Linked DNA regions of Homo sapiens: region 2 is linked to region 1. A link is a contact called in ENCODE Hi-C or POLR2A ChIA-PET data. All regions are on one chromosome and are shown on one strand. The core of a region is the stretch at or near the end of the contact, and the rest is flanking DNA. Distances in the headings are between cores, read along the strand shown. Region 1 holds the start of NVL (nuclear VCP like). Region 2 holds the start of PYCR2 (pyrroline-5-carboxylate reductase 2).

Region 1 (6,111 bases), core at 2,299-4,798:
ATATGAAATCAGAAAATTTAATTAACATTATTAATCACTATAATACAATACTAATAATTATCAGAATAGTTATAAGGCAGTAAGTGAGGGCTTACTTACTAATATCCTAGGTTTCCAAACACCCCAGAACACTGCAGTAAACTCATAAGGGTAGGAGGGGATATTTTAAACTTCAAGGAACACAGTGATATTTGACATCTGTCAGATACTGCAGAACTACTAGCTTGAGGCAATTTAGTTTCAATATTAAATCACCTTTTGGCTGGGCATGGTGGCTCATATCTGTAATCCCAACACTTTGGGAGCCCAGGAGTTTGAGACCACCCTGGGCAACAAAGTTTGACCTCATCTCTACAAAAAAATTAAAAAGTTGGTTGGATGTGGTGGCTTGTGCTTATACTCCCAGCATTTTGGGAGGCCAAGGTGGGAGATCGCTTAAGCCCAGACTTAGAGGTTGCAGTGAGCTATGATCGAGCCACTGCACTCCAGCCTGGATAACAGAACGAGACCTTATCTCAAAAATAAATACATAAATAAGCCCGGGCGTGGTGGCTCACACCCGTAATCCCAGCACTTTGAGAGGCCAAGGCGGGAGGATTGCTTCAGTCCAGGTGTTCGAGACCAGCCTGGGCAAGGTGGTAAGATCTCATCTCTACAAAAAATTTTAAAATTAGCCAGACATGGTGGTGCATACCTGTGGTCCCAGCTACATGGGAGGCTGAGGTGGGAGAATCACTTGACCCCACGAGTTTGAGATGGCAGTGAGCAGTGTTCACACCACTGCACTCCAGCCTGGGTGACAGAGCTAGACCCAGTCTCAAAAATAAAAAATTAAAATTAAATTAAATATATAGCTAAGTGAAAATTTATTTAAAATATTGTGTAAGACTATCTTCAGGCTATGTGTGTAAGGTGTATATGAAACATAAATAAACTTCATGTTTAACTTGGGTCCCATCCCCAAATATCTCATTATGTATATGCAAACATTCCAAAACCTGAAAAAAATCAATCTGAAACATTTTTTGGTCTTAAGCATTTAGAATAAGGGATATTCATTTGTACTTTTATAATGAACCAAAGTGAAAGCTATAGAGGAAAACTGATAATGTCAAACGCTGAAAAGAGTCAAGTGTGAGGACAGAGAAGAGGCCACTAGATCCAGTAATTAGGAGTCACTGCTCAGAAACCTCAATAAAGTGAAGGAGCAAGTTGTGGGACGCGGGAACATCCAGAGGAAGAGTAATTCAGAGTGACTGAACAACGAGAACAAAGGTCCTGTGCTTGGCATGTTTGAGAAGGTCTGTGTGGCTGGGACAGGAGAGGAAAAGTAAACTAGGACAACAGAGGCCAGAATATGCAGGGCTTTTCAGACTGGGTTTTACTCTAGATGTCTGTGACTCCACTGAAAGGTTTTGAGCAGGGCTATGGCAAGCTCTGATTTCCCCCCCCTTTTTTTTAGTTATACTTTAAGTTCTGGGATACATGTGCAGAACATGCGGGTTTGTTACATAGGTATACAGGTGCCATGGTGGTTTCCTGCACCCATCAACCCGTCATCTACATTAGGTATTTTTCCTAATGCTATCCCTCCCCTAGCCCGATTTTTCCCTTTAAAAGGATGTCTTGGCCACGCCTGTAATCCCAGCACTTTGGGAGGCTGAGGCGGGCAGATCACCTGAGGTCAGGAGTTCGAGACTAGCCTGGCCAACATGGTGAAATCCCATCCCTACTAAAAATACAAAAAGTAGCCAGGCGTGATGGCATGCACTTGTAATCCCACGTACTCGGGAGGCTGAGGCAGGAGAATCACTTGAACCCAGGAGGCAGAGGTTGCAGTGAGCAGAAAAAAAAAAAAAAATTAGATGTCTCTGGCTGCTCTGTGGGGAATAGGCTTTAGGTAAAAGCAGAATCAGAGAGATCAGTTAGGAGGCTATTGTAATAGTATAAGGTAGAGATGATGGTTTGGACTAAGATGGTTACAGGGAAAGACAGTAAGAAGTACTTGGAATATATTTTGAAAGTAAAGCCAACCAGGCTGTTGACAGATGGTATACAGGAAATGAAAGACTCAGAATGATCCTTAAGGTTTTTGGCCTTAACAACAGGACGAACGGTAGTATCATTTACTGAGATACAGAACACTAAGAAAGGGCAGATTTGAAGGAAGAAAAAAATCACAAATTCCACTTGGCCATTTTAATTTGGAGATATGCTGACTAGGCAGCTGGATATATCAATCTGTACTTCAAGATAAAATCTGGACTGGAGATATAAAGTTAGCAGTCATAAATATACAGAGGCCAGTGCAGCAGCTTGCACCGGTAATCCCAGCACTTTGGGAGGCTGAGGCCCGATCGCTTGAGCCCAGGAGTTAGAGACCAGCCAGAGTAACATAGTGGAACCCCGTCTCTACAAATAATAATAATAATAATAAATTAGCCAGGTGTGGTGGTGCACACCTGTAGTCCCAGCTACTGGGGAGGCTGAGGAGGGAGGATCACTTGAGTCAGGGAGGCCGAGGGTGCAGTGAGTTATGATTGTGCCCATAAACAGCCACTGCACTCTAGCCTGGGCAACAGAGCGAGACTATGTCTCAGAAAAATAAAAATAAAATGAAATAAATACATAGATAATAGAGTATGTAGATACTACTCAAAGGTTATTACACTAAATGAGATCACATAGGAAGTATGGATAGATAAGAAAGGTGTATGAGGAAAGAGGAGGAAGGGGAGGTAAGAGAACAGTGGCACAGAGCACTTCCAACATTTACAAGTTGGTAGGAAAAGATGGGTCCGAAAAGGAGATTGTTTAGGGGCTGGTGAAGTGAAAGAAAAACAAGGAGAATGTGTAGCTCACAAATTCCTAAGTGAAGAAAATTCTCTCCCACCTTTTAACTCAGACTGCTTGCTTACATTCTGAGGTATTTGCCACACACTGCTTTTTACTGATGGTCATGAAAATGAGAAAACCGTAGGCAAAGTGCCTGTTACTGTTGCCAGACCCATGTTATCTCGTTTTAGTGTGTAAGTTCCTTGAGAACGGAAATTAACATATTATTTATGCCACCCCTTCTCAAGGACCTCTTACAATGCGAGCGTTTGAAGACCATTCCTGTGCTAACTTCACAAGCCAAAGAGGTTAAAATTCAAAGGCTACCTCCACTCTACTGAATGATCTGCGCTGAAGACGACCAGACAACTTGGGCAGCCCTACCAAGCTGCACCCTCCCACCATCCCCGGCTTCTCCCTGAGACTCCGCACCAACGTGGGTAGGGAAGGCCCCGGCAGCACCAACTAAGGAGAAACAGACGCACGCCCAGACCCAGACTGGGGAAAGAAGACTAGTTGAGTTCCACCTGGATGCCACCCGACAAAAGGGGAGTGGCACCCTGGGGCAGCGATCGGGGCCCTTGGCGAGGCCAAGCGGTGCAGAATACACACCTGGATGACTCGCTGCTTGAGTTTATTATCCACGAACCCTGCAGGTCTGGGCTTCATCGCGTCGGTCTTCCAAGCCACAGCTCGGACCGCCAGCTCCTAGTCAACCGGGGGCCTCGTAGGGGTTGCCCGCCGCGATCGCCGGGCCAGTTGCACCTGAAATGCGCCCCTCCTGGGGCCTAGCCCGCGCCGTTTCCGTCAGAATAAAAGTAATGCGAATGAAGGGGAAAAAATTCCGAGGAGAGGGAGAAGACTTGAAAACCTCAGGGAGTTTCTAGGGGCCTTATTTTGCAGGCCTGCCCAGTGGACCCTGGAAGATTAGGACCCCTTTGAACGCGCTCAACTTTATTGGTTCCCCGCCGGGCGAACCAGGTGGGAGGAAGTTCCTACCCCGGCGCGGTGTGCGGAGACGCTGTCAACGGCGTCCTCTGGAAAACTTGGTTTGCTTTCCTCAGGCGTTCCAGCCACACCTCATTCTGATACAAAGCTAGTCTTCGCAAAACCAGCCACGGTAGATACTTGGAGTGATAAAATCAGGGTAAAAACACACCACCAGCCGCTGCTTGCTTTCCCACGTAGTTATCTTACATTTTAGAGGCCCGACAAAAGGGCTAGGTGAAAAAGAAAAGGAAGGACGGATTTATCCAGATAACTAAGTCATTTGTTACTTTTAGAACTCGTTTGACTTACGCTGTTATCATCGGCAGGTAATTTGTTGAATATATCCAGTGCAGGACTCCTTGGCCCAGAATTTTATCAAACGTTTGTATTTGCCCCAAGAAGTTTATCCTGCACTTAGGGAGACACAAAGGGACAGTTACCAAGCATTAAAAAAAAAATGCTGGCTTTAGTTTCTGTCTTCTTGTTTATTTCAACCGTGTTTTGAGTATTCTTATTTCAGGTCCTCCTTGGCTTATGACAAGGTTAAGTGCAGTGTATTAAGGGGCAGAGGGGAGAGAAAATGGAATTAAGAGAAGGGCGTGAGGCCGGGCACGGTGGCTCACACCTGTAATCCCAGCACTTTGGGAGGCCGAGGCGGGCAGATCACTTGAGGTCAGGAGTTCACGACCAGCCTGGCCAACATGGTGAAACCTTGTCTCTACTAAAAATATAAAAATTAGCACTGAATTAAGTATTAGATTTCCCACTCAAAATATTGATCCGTTTGGTTGCAACTTCATTTCCTACTTCTTCACTATGTGTAGTTTTATTTTTTATTTTTTTAGTTGTAAAATATAAGAACATTCACCATCTTAAACATTTTAAAGTGTGCAGTTTAGTGATAATACATTCATAATATGCAACCATCACTGCCATCTAGTTCCAGAACTCTTTTCATCTTGTACAACTAAAACTCTATACTAATTAAAAAATAACTCCCCATTCCTCCCTCCCCCCAGCCCCTGGCAACTACCATTCTACTTACTGTCTTTATGATTTTGACTACACTAACTTCCTCATATAAGTGGAATCTTCCAGTATTTGACTTTTGTGACTGGCTTGTTTCTTAGCTTAATGCCCTCATATAGCATGTGTTAGAATTTCCTTCTTTCTTTTCTTTTTTTTTTTTTTTTTTTTTTGATACAGAGTCTTGCTCTGTTGCCCAGGCTGGAGTGCAGTGGCGCAATCTCAGCTCACTGCAACCTTCGCCTCCTGGGTTCAAGAGATTCTACCACCTCAGCCTCCCAAGTAGTTGGGACTACAGGTGTGTACCACCACACCCGGCTAATTTTTTGTATTTTTAGTAGAAATGGCGTTTTGCCATGTTGGCCAGGCTGATCTCCAACTCCTGACCTGAGGTGATCCACCTGCCTTGGCCTCCCAAAGTGCTGGGATTACAGGTATAAGCCACCGCACCTGGCCTTTCCTTCACTTTTAAGGCTGAATAAAATTTGGCTCTTTTGTTGCCATTCTGCCTTTTGCCATGGGATGACACAGCAAGAAGGCCCTCACCAAATAACAACTCCTTGATATTGGACTTTCCAGCCTTCTTGCATTCATTCAACAAGTGTTTATTGAGTGCCTACCAGTTTCAGTCTCTGCTCTGCGCTTTAGGCTTGTGGGGAAAAGTGGAAGAATTATAACTAACTTTTTATAACATTTAAAAAATTTGATTAGGTATTTATGTGCTTGATTAAATGTTAGCAAAGATTCCCTACAGCATATAGTACAAATGTAGTCAATGCTCAGTAATTTTTAAAATGAAATGTAATTCTGTGCATGCCAAATGTCCAACATAGAATGAAAACACACTGAGGCCAGGCATGGTGGCTCATGCCTATACTACCAGCACTTTGGGAGGCAGAGGCAGGTGGATCACCTGAGGTCAGGAGTTCAAGACTAGCCTGACCAATGTGGTGAAACCCTGTCTCTATTAAAAATACAAAATTATCCGGGTGTGGTGGCCCATGCCTGTAATCCTAGCTACTTGGGAGGCTGAGGCAGGAGAATCACTTGAACCTGGGAGGCAGAGGTTGCAGTGAGCTGAGATTGCGCCATTGCACTCTAGCCTGGGCAACAAGAGCAAAACTCCATCTCAAAAAAACGAACAAATAAACAACCACATTGAAAGGCCTAGTAGTATCATGACATGTACTAGGCAATATAGTTTATTAGTCTATAATTTGTCATAGAATACTATCCTACACTTAGGGTTGACTTCATGGG
Region 2 (6,111 bases), core at 817-3,316, 1.6 Mb after region 1:
ATCAGGGCTGAGATGGGCACCTTCTCCACAGAGCTGATGGTGACACCAGCCGCACAGGAGACCACGATGTGTCTGGCTTGCACGTCGGCCCCAATCTCATCCAGGATGAAGGGGATGATATGTGGCTTCACAGCCAGAAACAGGACGTCGCTGTGCTTCACCGTCTCCTTGTTGCTGCGTGTCAGGTTCACACCCATCTTCTGCAAGAGGAGACTCCCAGCTCACAGTGCTGGAGCAGCCTGGCTATGCCAAGGCCTCCCAGGGAGCAGCTGAACCCCTGCCAAACCGATTCTGCCAGATGCAGCCTGGAATTCTTAGCTTTATGCCCTCAGGGTTCTACCCCTACCCCAAATAATACAGTTTCCCATTGTTGCTACTGGACAAGTAAGCACAGGCTTGGAGCATGACAAGCTTCTCCATGGTAACCAGGAAGTGGCTGCCCTTCTTCCCTGCCAATCTTCTGGTATCTAAGGCACTCCTCTGCCAGGTAAGAAGGCCCTATGGTGAAAGTGGCAGGGCAAAGGGAAATGCTAATACCTGGTCGTTAAAAGCACAGCTGAGTCAGGCCCTATCCTAACCCTGGCCGCTTGTTCGTGGGGACCGCACAGTCTCCATGTGGTCCAGGGCTAGGCTGGAAGCCATCCATCCCTCTATGACTCCAAACTGAGAAGCAGGACCCTCCAGTGCTAGGGACATCAGCCCACCCTAGGCACAGACACTGCCTGTCACCTGCCTCATCAGCCATCCTCTCCCACAGAGCACAGGTTTTGGGTGAAGACTTGGAATATGTTTTTGGAGAACAGAACAACTAACTCACCAGATTCTTCCCAATATGCTCATTCACGACTCAGAATAACAGCAAAGTGGCCACTGTTGTAAATGAGGAAATAGCCTCAAAGTGGCTGAGTACTTTAAGGTCATACAACTCGTCTATTAAGAAAAATGGCTGAGCGCAGTGGCTCACCCCTGTAATCCCAGCACTTTGGGAGGCCAAGGCGGGCAGATCACTTGAGGCCAGGAGTTCGAGACCAGCCTGGCCAACAGTATTCTCTACCAAAAATACAAAAATTAGCTGCGCGTGGTGGATGCCTGTAATTCCAGCTACTCGGGAGGCTGAGGTGGGAGGCTGAGGTGGGAGGCGGAGGTTACAGTGAGCTGAGATCGCGCCACTGCACTCCAGCTTGGGCGACAGAGTAAGACCCTGTCTGAAAAAAAATTTAAAAAATGAGTATTTATTAGGTACCTACTATGTGCCAGGTGCTTTCATCACATAATCACCTCAGTTAATCCTCTACCACTCCAGTGTCTGGATCTGACCCCCAGTTATGTCTCCCTGGGTGTTCCCACCACATTGAGCTGCCCAAGAGAAGGTGGAAAGATTGTCACGTTCCTGGAGTAAAGGTCACCGCCGGCCAAAGACCAGCACTTGGGCGCAGGGGCCGGCCAGACTCACTTCATCTCAGGTCATCCTTTTCCTGGGCCTCCACCCGCTTCCCACTCCGCCCGGCTCCACCTACCCTGAGCGCGGACACCGTGGGCAGGTTCATTTCTGGGGAGCTGGCTATTATCTTGTGAGCCGACAGGATGCCTGCAGAAGACAGAGCTTTTCAACTAGGGGTCGCGGCCCAGCCCGTTACCACGCTTTCCCTGGCTCTAAAACCCAGAGCCGTCCTAACAGTGCCAGTCTCCCTCTCCCCCTCAACCCTCTACGAGGACAGAAGACGCACTTGCTGCTCAACCAGAGTCTCATCTACCCCACCGGACGCAAACTCCCCTTTCATTCGCTCATGCTGGTGGGACGGAGGCCCCCTCGGGCCTCGGGACCGCCCGCGAAGCCGCCTCCCGCCTCCACGCGCTTGCCTGCGGCCGTGAAGCCCCGCGCCAGAGCATAGGCCAGCTGGCCGGCCCCGATGAAGCCCACGCTCATGGTCCGCGGTTCACGCCTCCTGGGAGCCGCACGAACCCCCTCAGCGAGGGACCGGAAGTAACGCTAGGGGAAGGGCGGACAGCGCAGGGGCGAACGGGCGGCGTGCCGAGGACCGGCGAGCTAACAGCAGCTTCTGGGATGGTGCAACCCTATTCTCCCCCGGCGGATATCTCCCGGGCGGCTGATGGCGCCTTAGGCCACGTGGCCCCGCCCCGTCCGGGCGACCAATCAGTGGCCAGGATCTCGGGGCAGGCCAATCCGCGGCCCGAGCCAGGCCGCGTGCCCGCCTCCTCCGCTCGCGACTGGAGGGCGGAACTCCGGGCTGGAGTCCCGGAAGCCCCTGTGGCAGCTTGGCGTGAGCTCCAGGCGCCCGCCGGCCCAGGACGCCCGGCCGCCCCCACCCCCCCCCCCCACCCCAAGGCTGAGGTCGCCGTCCCTAAGCCACCTCGGGCTCAGGGCTGAGGCCTGGCCCAGGCCTGGCTAATATTATTTCTGGCGCTGGCCATCAGATGCCCCTCAAGGCCCACAGGAATTCTCCAGGTTGCCGATTTGCGGGGATGAACGAGGCCCTCCTGGCGTAGGTTCAGACCAGGTGGCGGCGAGGTTCAGACCAGGTGGCGGCGAGGCGGCACCAGGGTGGTCAGCCGCGGCTTATTCACTTGAACTTGAGTGTTTCTCGCGAATTTGTCCAAACTAGATACAAGAAGGACAAGTTCGAGTCTCCGACTCTTCCGCGATCCCGCACCCCCCAGCCCCTTGCTGTCACTTGCCTTTTTTTTTTTGAGACGGAGTTTCACTCTTGTTGCCCAGGATGGAGTGCAGTGGCACGATCTCGGCTCACTGCAATCTCCGCCTCCCGGGTTCAAGCGATTCTCCTGCCTCAGCCTCCCCAGTAGCTGGGATTACAGGCGCCCGCTACCACGACCGGATAATTTTTGTATTTTTAGTAGAGACGGGGTTTCACCATGTTGTTCAGGCTGGTCTTCAACTCCTGACATCAGGTTATCCGCCCGCCTCGGCCTCCCAAAGTGCTGGGATTATAAGCGTGAGCCACCGCGCCCGACCTGTCTCTTGCTTTTAAAAGCTCCACCAATGTGATGTTTCCTTTTCTATCAGTAGTAAATATAAGGGGCCGCAGGGAACAAATGACAGAAGTAGAGAGGAAGAAGGTGGCGTTCCTAGAGGACTCAGAAGAGCTGAGGACCCTTAGTTCCCATGGTCTCTCTGCTAGCTTTTCTAGTCCTTTCCGTGTAATGCACACCCCCACTCCCAGGCAAGGGGCTGCTTTCTGTGAACTTCCCTGAGCAAGTCCCCAGGCCCTCAGTTTGTGCACCCTTTAAAGTGAGGACCAAATATAATATTTACTATTAAGCAAAATAATGCTATGTTTTATTTATTTATTTATTTATTTATTTATTGAGACAGAGTTTCGCTCTTGTTGCCCAGGCTGGAGTGCAATGGCACGATCTCGGCTCACTGCAACCTCCACCTCCCGGGTTCAAGCGATTCTCCTGCTTCAGCCTCCTGAGTAGCTGGGATTACAGGCATGCGCCACCACGCCCGGCTAATTTTTTGTATTTTTAGTAGAGACAGGGTTTCTCCATGTTGGTCAGGCTGATCTTGAACTCCCGACCTGAGGTGATCTGCCTGTCTCAGCCTCCCAAAGTGCTGGGATTACAGGCGTGAGCCACAGCACCTGGCCTCTGTATTTTTTAAATTCGAAAAGTAATACAGACATATTGAAGAAAGTTTGGAGATAAAAGTAAAAATAAAATCATCCACATCATACTTCCCAAAGATAGTTTCTTACAAACATTTTTGGTGTATTTCCTTACACTATCATGTCCTATGCATATCTACTTTCTCCATCATTGGAAATAAATGATGTACATGTAGTTTTGAAATTTCTCTAGTAGACATGAGCATTTTCCAATGTCACTGAAAAGTTATTTAAGACAGTTTTAATGACTACTTATTATATGTATGTACCTTACTGATTTAACCATTCAAAGGTCAATGTTAGGTTTATTGATTTATATAATAGATAACTTACTGAGCCAGGTTCTGGGAGTATAGCTATGAACAAAACAGACAAGTTCCTGTCCTCATAAAACATCAATTTATTATTATTTCTTATTTTTATTTATTTATTTATTTTTGAGACGGAGTCTTTGTTACCCAGGCTGGAGTGAAGTGGCATGATCTCGGCTCACTGCAACCTCCATCTCCCGGGTTCAAGCGATTCTCCTGTCTCAGCCTTCCGAGTACCTGGGATTACAGGCATGTGTCACCACGCCTGGCCAATTTTTGTATTTTTAGTAGAGATGGGGTTTCACCATGTTGGCCAGGCTGGTCTCCAACTCCTGACCTCAGGTGATCCACCCGCCTCAGCCTCCCAAAGTGCTGGGATCACAGACATGAGCCACCACTCCTGGCCTTCAATTTTTTAAATTTTTGTTCATATTATTGTGATAAAATCTTTGCCTGACTCATTATTTTCTTAACATGACTCCCAGAAGTGAGATTTGTAAGGTCCAGTGGTTTGGGGCTTTAAGAGCTCCCATAGCTGCCATGTTGCAGCATAGCCTAATGGTTACCAGCGTAAAGCTCTGAAACCAGAAACCCAGCAGAAACCAAACTGGCTGAAGGAAAAGGGGGGCTTCTGTACAGCGCTTGGGAGAGGCACAGGGGAGCTCACAGACCAGAAGGGGCACCTACAGAGAGCAGGACCTCAGGAATGGAACTAGAACACTGCGCTGCCAGCACTTCCCCTCTTCTCTTTGTCTCATTTCTGTTTGCCTGCATTTGGCCTCCCTTTTGTTGTAGAGGAGTCTTTGTCAGGTAGTGAGGAAGTTGGGGGTTTACCCTCCTTCACAACTTCCTAATGCTGCCTGCTCCTCTGCAGGATACTCACCCTCCCCATAGTCCACCAGGGCACTGCAGGGCCCTTTGCTTTTCCTGGCTGTGGTCTGTTGTGGGGAGCTCTGGATCTGACCTGCAATACAGGAGGTTGTGCTGAAGCTGAATGTGTGTTTTGGAGTGAGGTGTGGGGGACACTTGTGTCTCACTCCTTTCTGACCCCTTACATACACCCATCCCTTACCTGGTTGCCTTGCGTTGATATCTCCCGTTTCCGCTTCCGGGAGCCAGGGTGAAATGGGAGAACTGCAAAAGCCTAAGAAAGGATGGCCGGGTGCGGTGGCTCACACCTGTAATCCCAGAACTTTGGGAGGCTGAGGCGAATGGACCACCTGAGGTCAGGAGTTCGAGACCAGCCTGGCCAACATGGTGAAACCCCATCTCTACTAAAAATACAAAAAATTAGCCGGATGTGGTGGCGGGCACCTATAATCTCAGCTACTCAGGAGGCTGAGACAGGGGAATTGCTTGAACCTGGGAGGTGGAGATTGCAGTGAGCCAAGATTGTGCCACTGCACTCCAGGCTGAGTGACAGTGTGAGACTCTGTCTAAAAAAAAAAAAAAAAAAAAAAAAGAGGCCATGTTGGTGACCCCCAGTGTTGGCTTCATCCCCAGCCAGGACTGGCCACATAAGACACGGAGTAGCAAAAGCACTTGCTCCCCTCAGTTTGGACTTAGGGCAGCAAGTGAGCCACTGACCACAAACTGTTCTTTTTTGTGGTAGTTTTGATCTATTATTTTTTCATCTCCAAAGTTTAAAGTTTATATATACAAAATCTATTATATTTTATTTTTTAAAAATATAAGATGGAAATAAAAAAGAGCAAAAGAGAAAAGAAAACAACAAAAAATAAAAACAAAGTAAGAAAACAAAAAAAACCCAAATATATGTATATATAAAATATATATATAAAATAGAGACGGGGTCTCACTATGTTAGTCTAGGTTGATCTTGAACTCTTGACCTCAAGCAATCCTCCCTCCTTGGCCTCCCAGTGTTAGGATTACAGGCATGAGCCACCGCACCCAGCCTGTTACCTATTTTAAATATAGGTAAGACCATTTTATTCTCTTTTAATGACCTTGCTGACTCTAACGTCCCATTTCCTTGGTGCTGTGGCCACTGCCTTGGTTTCTAAGGCAGTCACATCTGATGCCTGTGGAGTTCCTCTGAACTGAAGTTGAGGAGAGGAGAGGGGAAGCCCTTCGTTCCCATCCAGCCACCCTAAAGGACACCCCAGCCTTGCACTGCCATCCTGCCATGG

What was found. A loop is a pair of places that touch in the nucleus more often than their neighbours do. ChIA-PET counts read pairs that join two places held with the same protein, here RNA polymerase II (POLR2A). Pooled maps may share reads with other maps.
Region 2: a loop to region 1 is called in a pooled map, with 4 times the contacts of the local background. The contact joins the promoter of PYCR2 here to the promoter of NVL in region 1. A Hi-C loop is called at or near these places in 1 of 50 pooled maps. POLR2A ChIA-PET finds 5 or more read pairs at or near these places in 2 of 52 experiments (Caco-2 and GM10248).

The regions. Positions count from the first base shown.
Region 1 is chr1:224,326,624-224,332,734 of GRCh38, forward strand. NVL (nuclear VCP like) reads right to left here and starts at 3,549. Exons shown (of 23, transcript NM_002533.4): 1 at 3,448-3,549. The coding sequence starts at 3,504. RefSeq lists enhancers at 3,117-3,256, 3,307-3,356, 3,547-3,596, 3,617-3,766.
Region 2 is chr1:225,922,184-225,928,294 of GRCh38, forward strand. PYCR2 (pyrroline-5-carboxylate reductase 2) reads right to left here and starts at 2,067. Exons shown (of 7, transcript NM_013328.4): 1 at 1,861-2,067; 2 at 1,518-1,588; 3 at 21-200. The coding sequence starts at 1,927. RefSeq lists silencers at 1,664-1,793, 2,104-2,193, 2,334-2,413, an enhancer at 1,964-2,613 and a cis regulatory region at 6,055-6,111.